Regions from separate parts of the Homo sapiens genome. Here region 1 is linked to region 2. The links are chromatin loops, found by intact Hi-C in ENCODE. Cell type or tissue: psoas muscle. All regions are shown on one strand.

Region 1 (2,500 bases), 110 kb before region 2:
GACCAGCCTAGGCAAGATGGGGAGACCCCCATCTCTACAAAAATATTTTTTAATTTATCCAAGTGTGGTGGTGCTCACCTATAGTCCTAGCTACTCAGGAGACTGAGGTGGGAGGATCTCTTTTTTTTTTTTTTTTTTTGAGATGCAGTCTCACTCTGTCACCCAGGCTGGAGTGCAATGGCGCGATCTCGGCTCACTGCAAGTTCTACCTTCCCGGGTTCACGCCATTCTCCTGCCTCAGCTCCCGAGTAGTGGGGACTACAGGCACCCACCACCACGCCTGGCTAATTTTTTGTATTTTTTAGTAGAGACGGTGTTTCACCGTGTTAGCCAGGATGGTCTCGATCTCTTGACCTTGTGATGTGCCCACCTCGGCCTCCCAAAGTGCTGGGATTACAGGCGTGAGCCACCGCACCCGGCCGGGAGGATCTCTTGAGCCCAGGAATTTGAGTTTGCAGTGAGCTGTGCAACACCACTGCACTCCAGCCTGGATGACAAAGCAAAACTCTGTCTCTTTAAATAAATAAATAAATAAGATACTCTTACATTCCCACTAGAATGGCTAAAAAAATTTTAAGACTACTAATAGCAAACATTTGGAAGGATGTGATTCTCTGATATGCTCTCTCATATACCATTGTTTCAAATATATTTGGTGTAACTACTTTAGAAAACTATTTGGCATTGTCTCCTAAATTTAAACATTTGCATACCTTTTGACCCAGCAGTATCACTACTAAATTATACACCCAATAGAAATGCATGCATGTTTTCACCAAAAGACATAGCCAAGAATATTCAAAGCTACATTATTTGTAATAGCCAAGAGTTGGAAACAGCCTAAATGTTCACCAAAAGTAAAACAGAAAAAATGTGATGTTAATATAAATAAAATGATTAAAACTACTCCTATGCTTAACAGCATGAATGGCTCTCACAATGTGTAGTGAAAGAAGCCAGATGCAAAAGAATCATACTGTACAATTCCATTTATATAACTGGAGGAGGAAGAAGGTTGTTAGTGACTGGGAAGGCTTTACCAGTCCAGAATCCCTTCCTGCCAGAAATTAGGTATTCTGTCTTATAAGATAGGAAATACACAATTCAGAGCTCCAAGATATAATATTTGTTGCATCTGTTGAGACCTAATATATCAGTATTTAACATTGAGCAGTGTTGCTATAAAAAAGAGTAAATGATCCTCTGGCACCTCCTCTGAGTGCTTTCCAAATTAGCAACACCAAGCCTTGCCAGCAGATGGCGGGCCCTGTACACATCTAGGCTGAATAGCCAACAAGAATTTAAGTTAATATTCCAGACTATTCTACAAAGTTACTTTTGTGTTTAGCCAAGTTGTTTCAAACTTTGCTACTTCTTTTCATCCTAATTCTTCACCCTGATATAATCACCACAATGTGCATGTTTAAACTGTATAATTTTCATTCAATTACTTTGCTTCATTTCCTTATTGAAATGTATTTTGTCCAAATTTATCTGCTTTAGAAATTAACAAGGTGTTTTGGATTTATGCACTTCTGTAGGTAAGCTTGAACCATGAGGGCCTTTTCTTTTGCCAGGTCTTGGAAGTGGAAGGCCAAGATAATTTCTCAGGCAGCGCTCATTGGATTTATGTCCCCCCCTTTTTTTTTTTTTTTTTTTTTTGAGATAGGGTCTTACTCTGTTGCTCTGGCTGGAGTACAGTTTCACAGTGACAGCTCACGGCAGCCTTGACCTCCTGGGCTCAAGCAGTCCTCCCCTCTCAGCCTCTTGACTAGCTGGGACTACAGGCACGTGCCACTGCACCCAGCTAATTTTATTTTTTTGTAGAGACAGGGTCTTACTACTATATTGCCCAGGCTGGGCTCAAGCGATCCTCCTGTCTCGGCCTCCCAAAGTGTTAGAATTACAGGCATGAACCACTGCACTCAGTCCTATGTCCCTCTTAAAAGGATATCTTTTAGTGTATCATCTTCCTGCCCTGCCTGTCCTTTTATGGTGCCCATCGCAACAGCCCAGTGCCTTTCTCCCTGGGCTGACAGATAAGTGCCGCGGGGTGACTCATGCTCCATGCCTCCCATCCCTGACTATGGCCTGAAACTTCTCTCCTTCTTCCTCTCCTCTGTTCCGGTGCTACTTCGTACAGTAATGGTTTGTTAACTTTGGAGAGTGAATCCAAATCATGTATTCTTATGTGCACAGTTATATTTCTTTAAATCTGGTAAAGAAAGTCACTTACAAAAAGGGGCAAATTTATCCCCAGTGTTAAGAATTATTTTCTATCCTGGTTATTGATAGATGCCCAGAGAGAAATAGTTGTCTTTGTATATACAGGCATATGCCATTGCACATGCATGCACACACACACACACACACACACACACACACATCCCTCTTTAAATTATCTTTCTATGCAGCATGATGATGACCTATTGAGACTATTGCTCCAGAACATGTGATTTTCCCCCAGCTCTCTCTGACTGCTTGACATGTCCTTGAAGTC
Region 2 (2,500 bases):
AATAGTGCAGATTAAATTTAGTGGTATGTTGTGTGTCTAGCTATTGAATTGTGAACAGCACAAAAACGTGAGGAAATGTTTGTCCGGTGTCTCGAAACTTGTATCCAGATCAGGAAAGAAGTTGCTTCATAGCTGGGCGTGGTGGCTTACACTCGTAATACCAAGACTTTGGGAGGCCAAGGCATGCAGAGCACTTGAGCTCAGGAGTTCGAGACCAGCCTGGACATGGCAAAACCCCCTCTCTACAAAAAATACAAAAATTAACTGGGCATGGTGGCATGCACCTGTAATCCCAGCTACTTGGGAGGCTGAAGTGAGAGGATTCCTTGAGCCCAGGAGATCGAGGTTTTGGTGAGCCATGATTGAGCCGTTGCACTCCAGCCTGGGTAGCAGAGTGAGATCCTGTCTTAACAAAATTTAAAAATACAAAAAAAATTTAAAAAGAAGTTACATCATGATGAAGAATAAATGAAATTTCTCAGTTATTTCACCTTTGTCTTTCTTGCTAAGGTAAACAAAAATATCAATCAATATTCATGGTGCTGCATTCATTTGTCAACTGTAATCATAAATGCACTAGGAACACCAGAGTTCTGCAAAAATCGATAAAACCATTCTGCCAGAATCAATTTGCTATTTGGAATTTATGATAAGGAGCAGTGTATACTTTATTATTTTTTGCAATAAAAATTTGAAAGCCACATTGCTAACATATTAACAACTATGCATTTCTATTAATAGCTTAATGGCAAAAATAAAAGTCCTGCAATCTTCACTTCTTATTGACATTTTTCTATTCAATAGAATATATATATATAGTCTTCCAGCTTAGATTACACAGGTGATATCTGGATAGATAGATCATGGGATTCAGTAAAACAGTTTTTACTTTGAATGAAAAAAAATGACCTGTAAATTTTTTTTTCTAGAATTGACCTAATACAAAACAAATTGCTCAGGACCCGGTAAGGCACTAGTGTATTTTTATCTTTTTAACCACAGCCCTCTTTCGCAGGCTGAACACCTTAGGGACCATCAACCCCCGGTGGTGTCGTTTCCAGTGAAAACCGAACTCCGGGATGTAGCCGGATTGGAGAGAAGCGAGTGACGCGTGCGCCCCCTTCCTGCGGCGGATGGATGAACGGTAGGAAGCTCGCGGTCGGCGGTGAAAACACCCGGCCGCTGGGGCAGCGCCGCCCAAGGAGGGTGGAAGGGCGCTGCTCCGGGATGGAGACCAGAGGGGCGGCTCTGGGGCCGCCTCGGGCGGGGGACCCCCTGAGCCTTCGCTTGAGCGGCGCCGTGGATCGGAAGCAGCGCGGGCCCGCAGCCACAATTTCACCAAAGTCCAAGAAGCAGGAGGCTGCGCGCGCCGGGGGCTGCAGCCTTTTCCATTAGCCCCTGCTCCGGGCTGGGGAAGCGGGAATAGCGAGTCTTTCCCGACTCGGAGGACCTGGCACGGTGTGGCCTGCGCTCCACGGGGCTCCCAGGCATGTGCAGTTATTGTGGGGTGGGGCGATTAATAGATCTGCTCTTCCCTCTCCCCCTACCCCAGCTCATTCCTTCTGCTCACTGCCTGAAGGGAAGCCTATGCCCTAGACGAAAAGAAAAGGCCTGACTGGTCTCCAAAATCCAAGATTTTAGGAACTCGGGGAAGACTTCTAGCTGGAAAAAAGTTGGGGAGAAAATCCTGAAGGAAGGCTGAGTAGCGTTGGGTTTCCGCAGAGGCAAGAAAATATTGAAGGAGGGGTGATGGAGTGGAATGGAAGCACAGCCCTGGGTCATAGTGAAGGGAGATTTGCACCCCTTCCTGGGCAGAGCCCCAGGAGACAGCAAAACCCCAGTTATGTTGTGGGATCCAAGCAACGATCCCACGGGCCCCTTGTGCCCTACTTCCCAGAGGTAGCCTTGGGGAAGTTGTGGGCCTGAGCGGAAGGGCCACAGCATGGCCCAGGATAGCCTTCCTCCATGCCCTCGCCCTGCACCCCATCTCCCCCAGCCTGAGTGAGGCCAGGGGCCTGAGCACCACCTGGAAGTGGCAGAGGACCGCAGACCTGTGGGAGCCACTCCACCAGCATGGGGCCACACCAGCAGGGCCACATCCGTCTCTAAGGTTCCTTTGTGCAAATTGGGAAAAGGCACCCTTTGTGGGAAGATGGATGAGCCCACTGGGTGCATGACCTGGTCCGTGGATGGTTCCTTGGTGCTAAGGAAGAGATGCCCTGCCTCAGGGTGGAGGCTGTCCTGCACCCACTTCCATAGCTCAGCAAGGACAGCACAGGTGGGATTTCAGTCCCACTGATCACCCCATCCGGATATGTTTGTGCAGTGAACAAGCTGGTTAACTATCCAAAGTGGTCCACTGTCCCAGCCTCTGCCTGTAGGGATGAAGATCTAGGGCTCTCTTGGAAGGCTAGTGGATGCCAGCACTGATGGGTGGCATGAGGACCAGGTGGGCCCCCCACCCTGGTGCCTTAGCACTGTGTAAGTCCTCAACAGTTCT

The links. Hi-C counts contacts between places; a loop is a spot of excess contacts. Peaks named below come from ENCODE experiments on the same cell type or tissue, not always from the same donor. Only the 100,000 strongest peaks of a DNase experiment are listed, where the experiment ranks them.
Region 1: a loop joins it to region 2, with 10 times the contacts of the local background. A loop is called at or near these places in 105 of 110 quality-filtered maps.

Annotation. Positions count from the first base shown.
Region 1 is chr15:99,212,147-99,214,646 of GRCh38, reverse strand. The region is part of intron 8 of TTC23 (tetratricopeptide repeat domain 23); the gene reads left to right. Among named protein-coding and RNA genes, the nearest start is that of TTC23, 36 kb to the left of the region's middle. RefSeq lists an enhancer at 1-377 and a silencer at 2,457-2,500. In psoas muscle, a CTCF peak has its summit at 1,251 (motif pointing right); DNase peaks (open chromatin) are centred at 1,246 and 2,036; H3K27ac peaks cover 2,065 bases.
Region 2 is chr15:99,099,367-99,101,866 of GRCh38, reverse strand. SYNM-AS1 (SYNM antisense RNA 1) reads left to right here. Exons shown (of 3, transcript NR_187219.1): 2 at 1,016-1,144. Among named protein-coding and RNA genes, the nearest start is that of SYNM, 4.5 kb to the left of the region's middle. RefSeq lists an enhancer at 881-1,687. In psoas muscle, a CTCF peak has its summit at 1,132; a DNase peak (open chromatin) is centred at 1,116; H3K4me3 peaks cover 1,955 bases; H3K27ac peaks cover 1,739 bases.